2 separate regions of the Homo sapiens genome follow, and region 2 is linked to region 1. A link is a contact called in ENCODE Hi-C or POLR2A ChIA-PET data. All regions are on one chromosome and are shown on one strand. The core of a region is the stretch at or near the end of the contact, and the rest is flanking DNA. Distances in the headings are between cores, read along the strand shown. Region 1 holds the start of MPC1 (mitochondrial pyruvate carrier 1). Region 2 has its middle 64 kb from the start of RPS6KA2.

The links. A loop is a pair of places that touch in the nucleus more often than their neighbours do. ChIA-PET counts read pairs that join two places held with the same protein, here RNA polymerase II (POLR2A). Pooled maps may share reads with other maps.
Region 2: a map of gastrocnemius medialis shows a loop between it and region 1 (4-fold over the local background). The contact joins the enhancer-like site here to the promoter of MPC1 in region 1. A Hi-C loop is called at or near these places in 1 of 168 maps with a recorded cell type or tissue (gastrocnemius medialis) and 2 of 50 pooled maps. POLR2A ChIA-PET finds 5 or more read pairs at or near these places in 2 of 52 experiments (OCI-LY7 and activated T-cell).

Annotation. Positions count from the first base shown.
Region 1 is chr6:166,380,525-166,385,619 of GRCh38, forward strand. It overlaps MPC1 (mitochondrial pyruvate carrier 1), which reads right to left and starts at 2,416. Exons shown (of 5, transcript NM_016098.4): 1 at 2,282-2,416. The coding sequence starts at 2,352. It overlaps MPC1-DT (MPC1 divergent transcript), which reads left to right and starts at 2,654. Exons shown (of 1, transcript NR_189630.1): 1 at 2,654-5,095. RefSeq lists an enhancer at 1,559-1,738 and silencers at 2,099-2,198, 2,349-3,088.
Region 2 is chr6:166,688,392-166,693,486 of GRCh38, forward strand. It overlaps a transcript of RPS6KA2 not described here. Among named protein-coding and RNA genes, the nearest start is that of RPS6KA2, 64 kb to the left of the region's middle. RefSeq lists an enhancer at 1,394-2,062. Within about 2 kb of position 2,905, at least 7 of the 41 ENCODE cell types and tissues checked have a DNase peak (open chromatin) inside an H3K27ac peak, as active enhancers do; they include gastrocnemius medialis, where a contact is called at or near this core.

The DNA of each region.
Region 1 (5,095 bases), core at 1,166-3,665:
CTGAAGTATCCTATTGAAAAGCCTGGCTCTTGGAAACCCATTTAGTAGAAGAAAATATAACACTTAGAAAAGCAGAACTCTCTTCCTTGAAAATATATTTAACAAATTCTTCCTATGTAATGAAACTGTTAGGGCCGGGCATGGTGGCTCACACCTGCTAACCCCAGCACTTTGGGAGGCCGAGGTGGGCGGATCACCTGAAGTCGGGAGTTCGAGACCAGCCTGACCAACATGGAGAAACCCCGTCTCTATTAAAAATACAAAATTAGCCTGGCGTGGTGGTGCATGCTTGTAATCCCAGCTACTTGGGAAGCTAAGGTAGGAAAATCACTTGAACCCAGGAGGCGGAGGTTTGGATGAGCCAAAATAGTGCCAGTGCACTCCAGCCTGGGCAACAAGAGACAAACTCTGTCTCAAAAAAAAAAAAAAAAAAAAAAAAAGAAAAGAAAACGGTTAAGTAATTATCAGCATAATTTTTATATAGCTAGGTGTCATAACTGTATTTTTAATTTTACCACACAATGTTATCCTTAGCTGTACCTATTAGGAAGGCTCAGTATCCAACACATTAGTAAAAAGCTAAAGTAATATTCAAAGCTGTAGAGAAACTTAACAGCAAGGATTGAGAGCATACCCTCAGACTGCTACCTTGTTCACATTTTTACTACCATTAATCTGATACATTGCTGTGCTCCACAGTGCTAAACACCCATCTTAATTAATAGTAGTTCTATTTAAGCATAGAAATGTCTTTTTTTGAAAGTCAGAAGTGAAGCTTCTGTTTACAAGTTTACCATATGGCAGACTGAATTATTTTTCCTACCCTACTGCTCTATAAAAGTAGAAGTAAACAGTATTTGCAATAAAATTCAGGATTTAAAACTTTTTTATTGCTAAAATCAAGTTGCCTTCATACTATCCCTTTTGTGTGGTTATAACAGGATTTATTCCTCCTCAGCTTTCATCTCTTTACCTCTTGACCACACTATTAACTACCGAAAAAAAACCGCAGCTGTACACGTACCTAGGTTTTAAAATCATACACTGAAAAACTAACTAAAATTACACTCCTAAATAACCTAAAACTGCTTCAAAGTTATATTCAATATTTTGAAATAAAAGCAAGCGCCCCAAGATGAGAGGTGCAAATAAATTATAGAAAGTGTATTTTCAGGCTTTCCAACCGCGAATGCTCTTTGTTTCTAACTGGAAAGGAGGAGTTAACAGAAAATAGAACAAGAAGAAAAAGTATGACCTTAGAGACACGTCACTTTACTTTGGTTGACAGAATTTCGTATATAAAAACATCTTAAATTGTACTTCCTCCCAAGCTTAAAGTCCTTAGAATGAGAAAACCGAAAGGCGAACCCAAGGCCAGCACATTTTATTTCCGCTGTCCCAGAAGCGCGCTGGGCGCACCCGAAGCTCCGCTCCAACAGCGCCGCGCCGCGCTCTCAGCAGCGCCTCCCGCTGGCGTCTCCCCACCCCACACCCAGGTCGCCGCCTCTGGCACACCTGGACGGCCGCAGGTGACCGGCGACCCACTCCGAGGATCTGGTAGAAACCGGCCAGGAAACCACTCCCGCCCGGAGGAGCGAGCCACTGTCAACTGGCCCGGAGGGACGTGCCCACTGCCAACCATGGGAGAGGAACGAGCCTCTGTCACCCCTGCCGGGTCACCCTGCCCTGAGGGGCGCCCACTGTCACCCCTGCCGGGAGAGGCGTCCCCATGGTCACCCTGTCCTGAGGAGCGCCGTCGCTTTCGTCCCTCCAGGTCCCCACTGCCACTCTGGCCGGGAAGGGCGTCCACTGTTATGCCTACCAGGAGAGGCGTCCCCAGTGTCACCTTGGCCAGGAGGGACGCCCACCGTCACCCACTCCCTGAAGGGGACTCAATGTCACCCCTGCCTTGAGGGGCGCCCACTGTCACCCTGCCGGGAGAGGACACCCACTGTCACCCCCGCCCTGAGGAGCGCCCACTGTCACCCTGCCGGGAGAGGACACCCACTGTCACCCCCGCCCTGAGGGGCGCCCACTGTCACCCCCGCCCTGAAAGGCGCCCACTGTCACCGGCTCTCTACGCCGTCCGCTTCGGGGTGTGGCGGTCCGGGAGGGATCCGGGTGGGGCCCCCCTGACAAGCGCACCCTCTCGCCTGGGCCCCGGCCCACCCGCTGCCCGGGGCCACCGCGTCCTCGCGGCCGCCCTCGTCGCGGACTGCACGGGTCGCAGCCTCCCGGGAGCCCCTCCGGGTTGCGGGGTTCGGCCTGCGGCGCTCGTCACCTCATGAGGTAGTCCCGGAAATCCTTGCTTCGGACATAGTCCGCCGCTTTCCGCACCAACGCGCCCGCCATGGCTGTGCCGACACCAGACCCCGAGTGGTCCCTGCCTCTGCTGCCGCTTCCCAGAGCCAATGACACCCCGGCCAACCCCCCGGCAGCCGACGGCGAGCCAGCCCGAAGGCCCGCCTCACGACACCCGGCCACGCCTTACGGCCGCGCCGCGCCGCCCGGCTCTCGGCCAATGACAGGGCGCAGGGCCAGAGATGGTGGCGCGGACTGGCTGGCTCGTGCCGCACGCCTCCTTCCCGCCCTCGGTGGCGCACGGGGGCGGGGCCCGCTGCCGTAAAACGGCTGGGGCTGGGCCGGGGCTGGCAGGCGGTTGCTAGGCTCCAGCGGCTCCCGGCCAGCGGGGACGTGGAGGTGACATTTCTCTGACCCACAGGACTGTGGGCGCCCTGCCGAGCGTCGCGCGGTCTTGGGGCGACCTGCAGTGGGGCCCCTGCGGCGCAGCGCGCGGTGGGACTGGCCGGGTTCCCGCGCCGCCCAGGGCCTGTGTCTGCGCCGGTTCCTGGCAAGGGCACCTTGGCCGGGCGGCCCGCGTCCCCTGCGCTTCCCACACCCACGTGGGCGGACCCGGCCCGCAAGCTGGGCCAGCCTGCGGTTTCCGGGCACTGGGGAGTGCGCAGAGCCCCGGGCCAGCGACCGCAGCCGGGGCCCCTGGCTTCTCCCGAGCACTTTCCCCCGGACCGGTCCCTCCAGGGTGGCGGGCGGCACCCAGGGCCGGCGCTCCTCACCAACGCGCTGCAGCTACGGGCTCAGGAGGGAGCCGCAGCGTCGGAGGAGGAAAGCATTTAAGAATAGCACAAAGCCTTAGGCTCGAGGAAGCGTGACTGCTTACGTGTTGAAAATAAAGGTTCTGTAAGTCCCACCGCGGGTGCATATTGAAAAGAAAGGGATCATTAGCACGCGACCCTCGCCTAGGAGTATATAAACCGCAGCACGACTTTCGGATCACAAAGGCAGAGAAAAGAACACATTGAAGGCTTTTGCTCACTTTTCCAAGTTGTTTCGTTTCGTTTTGTTTCTAATGTGGACGATCATTTAAAATGCCTCTGGTGGCCGGGCGCGGTGACTGACGCCTGTAATCACAGCACTTTGGGAGGCCGAGGCGGGCGGATCACCTGAGGTCAGGAATTCGAGACCAGCCTGGGCAATACGGTTAAACCCCCTCTCTACTAAAAATAAAAAAATTAGCTGGGCGTGGTGGCATGTGCTTGTAGTCCCAGCTACTTGGGAGGCTGAGACAGAAGAATCGCTTGAACCCGGGAGGCGGAAGTTGCAATGAGCCAAGATTGCGCCATTGCATTCCAGCCTGGGCAACAGAGCAAGACCCTGTCTCCAAAAAAAACAAATAAATATAACAAAATTCCTCTGGTAGCCGGGTGCGGTGGCTCACGCCTGTAATCTCAGCACTTTGGGAGGCTGAGGCAGGTGGATCACTTGAAGTCAAGAGTTTGAGACCAGCCTGGCCAATATAGTGAAACCTCATCTCTACTGAAAATACAAAAATTAGCCAGGCGTGGTGATGCGCTCCTGTGATCCCAGCTACTCGGGAGGCTGAGGCGTGAGAATCGGTTGAACCCGGGAGGTGGAGGTTGTAGTGATCCGAGATTGTGCCATTGCACTCCAGCCTGGGCAACAGAGGGAGATCCTGTCTCTAAAATAAAAAATAAAAGAAATGCCTTTGGTGAACAGGAATTCTCAACATTAGTGACCCGCAGTGTATTAGTGTTAATAATGGACATCCCCTTTGATCCAGCAAGCCCATCTAGAGATTTCCTAGGATAGACAAGCCAGTTTGTGCAATTTCATGTGTACAGCATTGTTTTTAGTATGGAAAGATTAGAGTTTACATATCTACCCATAGGGAGAGAGTTAAATAAATTATGGTGCATCCGTTTAGTGGATTAGTATACAGCCATTAGGAATAAAGGAATTCTTTATGTGCTGATATGAAATATCTTTTTTATTTTCAAGAAAAAAACCCAGGTTCTGAATAGTGTATAAAGTATGCTACTCATTGTGCATAGGGACAAAGAAAATATATACATTCATGTTTGCAAAGATACTGGAGAAATGTTAGTAGTGGCTGCCTCTAAGGATGACCAAGAGTGACACTGACTTTTCATTGTATCTTCCTTTGTTCTTTTTGAAATTTGTACAGTCTACTTATGCTATCTATTCAAAATAAGTGGTGTTAAGAAGAAATGCCTTTGAGAATGAAAATGGTAAGCCCTTGATTGAGTGGGGTTCATTTTCTGTTAGGATCGTGGTCTCTATTGGTCACAGCTGACCTTGATCGTCACTGAAAGTGTATCTCATTACACAATATTGCAGTCTTGAACACCAGGAAGGTTGTTCTGTTCCACATGAACATGCTTCATGATGGGGTTAGGAATGTACAACCTGTGAAAAGTGAGGGAGTCTTGATTATTAATAATAATATTATTAATAGCTACCTTTTCTTGATCATTAGGCACTATTTGTACATTATTTCTCCTTCTCACATCAACCCAGAAGGTAGGTATAAGGAAACTGAGTGGCTTCTTGAATGAAGCCAAACTGCTCTGCAAGATTGGTGGAAAAGGAGACTCTCCATGTGCTAACAGGTTCCTGGATCTCATAGCTGCTCTGTCTTAGCCCTTAATATGTTTCTTTTCCTCATGGATGGTGGTTCTGAAACCTGAGCTGTCAGAAGAATCCTTGGCAGATTCCTAGATCCCAGCCTCAGACTCAGAAGGTCTGGAGTTGGGGC
Region 2 (5,095 bases), core at 1,655-4,154, 310 kb after region 1:
CTCATCCCCGGCCTTGCCAGGGGCACATTTTTACCTCCAGTGCAGCTGCAGAGGGAGCTGGCCACGGGTGGCTGGGTTCACAAGTCAGGACCAAGTGATTAAGCAGGGCCACGTGTGCCCCCTAGCAATGAGCAGAACCGTGGGGTAAAACAAAATCACTGGGTTTGGAGGATGAAAGGGTAAGAAGCAGGTGGCTAGGAGAGGGGCACACAGTGTCACCATGAGGAGGTGACATGATCCCCAGGTAGGGGGCGGGAAGGCGAGAGCGACAGCGTCAGCGTGAGGCTGGCAACAGACAGCGTTGAAACCGCAGTTGTGCTTAGGGGCTAGGACGTGCCTAAGGTTAGCCAAACAACAGAAACCCCGCATGGGGGCAGCCTGGGAGCCCTCTTTCCACACCTTCATGTCCACATGAACCCATGTGGGGCCATCTCCTGTCTCAGTTTCCTCATCTGCAAAATGAGATCGTAATTGTGCTCCTAAAAAATTACAAGGACTAAGTGAATTATTACATGCAACAAAGTTAGAATGCCCTCACCATGCACAGCCTGAATGCAGAGCAAGAGATTTCAGTGGAGTGGAAAGAAATCCACCCTTGCTTCAGGGCTAACTTTAATAGCATCCCCGAAAACAAAGGAAACTCCCTGAGTACAAGGGGAACCTCCTGCCGAAGGCCAGCCCTGAGCAGGTCCTCCCCACTCGCCCAGGTGAGCAGGGCTCTGGCCGCCCTGTGCCTGGAGGCTGCGCCAAAAGCGCTCCCCTACCAAAGCCCTCGCTTTCTCAGTGCCGAGCACCATGTTTCCATGTGGATTTACACCACTTCTTTACCCCTGCAGAGAAGACTGGTTTCCTGTCCCAAAAACAGAACTCGTGTCTGAATTGACACCAAGATGAACTCAAGGCCAGGAGCCCGGGATGAAGGTAGCATCCCAAGGCACTCCTGCAGCGTTAGCAGAACTCTCTGCACACAGGCACCTGCCACGGATATGTGTGCGTGGCTTCCCAACGTGATACAAGGAAAAGAGTAGACATGACCACAGTGGAACAAACAATAAATATTTAATTGAATGAAAAAATAAGTAAGGATCCCGAGGAAAGTGTTGGTTAAACTGAGCATGGCCAGTTCCGATTTTTAGAACCTCCAGGGGATCCTGGAATCTGCTTCTCCCCACTGGATTCGTAGGTGTTGGGCTCTGCTGGCCCTGTGGTCAGAGGTGATACCCCCCAGGCAGGCCAGGGGGACCTAGTGGGACAGGTGTGGGAGACTGAGTGCAGGCATCTCAGACAGCTGTTTGAAGCCTCGGGCATTTTAATAAATGTCCCCCTATTTCATAGGCAAAAGTTTGGTGTCCCTGAACAAAACCATCCAACTGTAGCTGAGTGAAGACAGCACTGGTGGAAGCAGCTCTGTGCCCATGAGGGTTCTGCTCTGCAAGGCTCTGTGCACACACCGAGGACACCAGGACCAGAGAAAGCCACATGAAAGTTTTAATATTCGGCCCTCAGGCCAAGTGGCAGGAAGCAAAGCTGAGGCCCACCCACCTCACCAGGAGGCCTCTGGTCCTGCTGCTGTGGCCAAGGAGTCCACACTGCGTTCCCTCCCCAAGGAGGTGGCAGAGCTGCACGGTCCCGCAATCCCACCGCATGGCTCCGGTCTAGGGATTGGGTGAGGGGCTCTGGGAGCCCTGGAGGTGGCCTGTCAGGGGAAGGACCAAGCTGAGGGGTGGAGGGAGGAGGGTGAAGTGTGAGGCTGCTTTGGGACCACATCACAACCCACCAGTCTGACGTGAGCACCCAGCATTGGGGTGACGGGGTCTTTTCTCCCACAGCTTTTTCACATAAATCCACTGCTCTGGGAGGGGAGTGTCAAGCTGTCCTTACATCCAGAGTGAGTCCTTGAGGGCCACCACTGAGACCTGTTCATTCCACACCATCAGGGCTAAACTGGTCTATTCCTTGACAGAGCATCCTAGCCCCAGAGGCAATACGGAAATACAGACATGTCAGCACAGAAAGGCAACAGGATTCCCATCAAGTGTCTATCACAAGATCAGACAGTCTGAGCCACCTGCGTGGCTAGAATTATGTCTCAAGGTGCCAAACAGCTTTACACAGTTCTCGGGATTCTTCAAAGGGAGAAGAACTCCCTCTATGAGCTCGAAGACACGCGTCGGAACTCCAGGCGTCCTCTGACACCTCGATGCAGCTCCGTGAGCCTTGGTTTTCCTCTCTGTGGATGAGGACACATCCGCTCCCTGGGGGCAGGAGGGGACGGGGGCTCAGCTCTGCAGGTCCACAGTGAGACTCCCTGGGTTGCACTCCTCAAAGTCCCTTCCGCTAGATAAGCCTCAGTTTCCTCAGCTATAAAACGGACGTACACCATCTACTTAGCAAACACTGCCCCTGCACTGTGGCAAGTCTTAGAATTCTCATTTTTTCTCAGGGGAAATCTCTGACCACGGAGACCCTGAACAGGCATGCTGTGGACAGGTGTTTACAGGGCTTACTCTGTGGCATGCCATCTTGATTATAATGTTTTATAAAGGACATTAATTACATGAAAGCATTAAATAAATAATTAATGTGATCATCAACAGTAAACAGCATAATAATCAACAGCACACAGTCCATATAATATATTCTTGATGGTTTTAAACCATAACGAAAATAGAAAATGAAAAACTGTAGGTTCTAGAAGATTCAAGCGTTGCCAACTCATGCCGGGAGACCTGCGCTCTGTCATAATGTTGCTTCTCCTTTTATACCTGACTCTGCCATCTGATTGCCCTGAAAATTACGGCCCCGGGTTCTAGCCTCCACTAAGAGTGCTGCCAGGACTTGACCTCAGGAGTTCCTTGGATTCTTTCCTTCTCTGTTTTCACGGCCCGCATGCCAGGTTAGGCCCTCCTCATCTTATGACTCACTCATGCTATAACAACCTTCAAAACGATTTCCTGCTTTTAATCTCTCTCCACTCCAGTCCAGCCTGAGACCTGCCAGGCTATTCCCAAAATAACTCTTCTCGTGTGTCACTCCCTGCCCCAGGCGCCCGACACCTTCCCCGCCAAGCTCTCTGTTCCCCTGCTCCTGGCTCTCTCTCCTGCACACAAGCGCATCTCACCTCCCGGTTTTCAGGGTACTGTGCTCAGCCCGGGCCTCCCCTGCTGCCCTGTTAGAAGCCCTCCTCCCTCAGAGTCCAGGGAGCTCCGACCCTCTCCGTGATGTGTTCTTAACTTTACTCCACATTTTGACACGACTTACCTGCACCCCACCATTAGTACCATGCGTGCCATGACATATGTGACATTTTCTAAGGCCCCTATCTAAATATTTCATCTTCAAAAGGAGTGGAGGCTCCTTTGGTTTGAGGCAAAAGCATGTTACAAAAGAACAATGCTAACTAGATTGCAGGCATTTATGTAATTATCTATTTATCCATCTTCTATACCCTTACACGGGGAAAGGAAATGAGAAATTGAAATGCCAGCAAAAGAAAACAAAGACCAGAATGAGAGCTCAAGAAGCACGTGAGGCCGGGAGGAAGCCACACAGGCCACAGGCTCCTGGGCAGCTATTCCCCGTGTCCCAGGAGCAGTCACCCATCAGCTGAAATCCTCCCTCCCTCTGGAGTTAGTTACAGGTCAGGGCGTCCTGTGTTGGGGGAAAGAACTGCAGATTCACAAGCGTGCATTAAAATTAAATGACATGGAAGAGGAAGAAGCAGAGAAGTGGACGTGTGGGTTCTCCACCTCCCACAAGTGTCCCCTGTCAAGATTTGTTGTCTTGGGAAGATAAAATAAGGGAAGAACAGAAGAGTAAAAGGGATAAAGTGAGGCGATAGAGAGAAAAGAAAAGTAAGGAAAGAAGTAGTCAGAAAAAAATAAAAGAAGCAAACAGCGCTTATCCTCCTACCTCTGCTCAAGCTATAAACTAAAATCGCCCCCTACTGAATATATGCCCAAGAAGAAGATGCTGTGAGAAAAGTGTTCTGTCGAACCCAGGGACCAGCGTGTGCAGAGATGGACGATGGAAACCCAGCCATGGCAAACTCAAGGACAAGACAGAATAACACTGGACAGAGAGCAGACGCTCTGCTGAGCAGGAAACTTTTGCAAGCCAAAGTTTAAAGATACATAGGAACAAAGTAGAATAAAGTAGAATAAACAAGGACAGAAAACATGAGAAAATTGGATGCTAAAAAAACCTACTCTAAGCTGCATATTAAGTAAAATATTAAGAAATAAGGAAAAAAAAGTTACAAATGTCATCCGTTATTATGCCAAATAATAACTAACTGGCCTGTTTGGCTTCCAGAGCGGATCAGGAACCATCTTAAAAACAAAACCAAACAACACGGCAGGCTCCAAAGTGCTTTTTAACAAGGTAAACAAGGGTACTTACTAACAATATCCCATAGAACTTAGAGAAGGCTTGGCGGAGGAGAGAGAGCATGTCGCCTAAGTTAGAAATGATGACGATTTTGGCCAGGGAGCCACACTGTCTTTCTCTTCAAGCATGGAGCATCTCACTCCTCCACATTTCAGAGAGCAAACCTCCACGGGAGTATGTAAACATTCAGGCTAATTGTCACTCGGGATCATCCGAAACTCAGGAGAGGGCAAGAGGCAGTTGATTGCAGCAAGGATATGACAATGTCACTTTTAGTAACTGACTCAGTCCAACACCTCAGAGTCAAGTGCTTAATATAGGGCTACTCTTTCCGTTGGGTGGCAAGTTTAGCGAAATTGACCACCTGTTCCCTTGCAAGTCTGCCTGTCTCCAGCCTAAATCAGAAGGAGCACCTGGCACCGCAGCTCGCAGGAGGTGCTGCAGCGATTGGATTTTGCCTCCTATCACTGCCTGTGAAATCCAGATGTTCTGGGACCTTCTCCACTCCTGAGAAGGCTGCAGATCAAGCTGCTAAACACGCGGAAGTGATTCTTGTTGTTTTTAATATCCTTAGTTATGTGTCTTTTCTGGAGATTCTATTTTTGTAAGTTTAAAACTCTGGTTTCCTTGCACATCAGCAGGGCCTCTACTAAAGAAATGGAAAAAAGGAGCGTCTCAGCCGTGCACTCAGGGTCCTGCGCCTCCA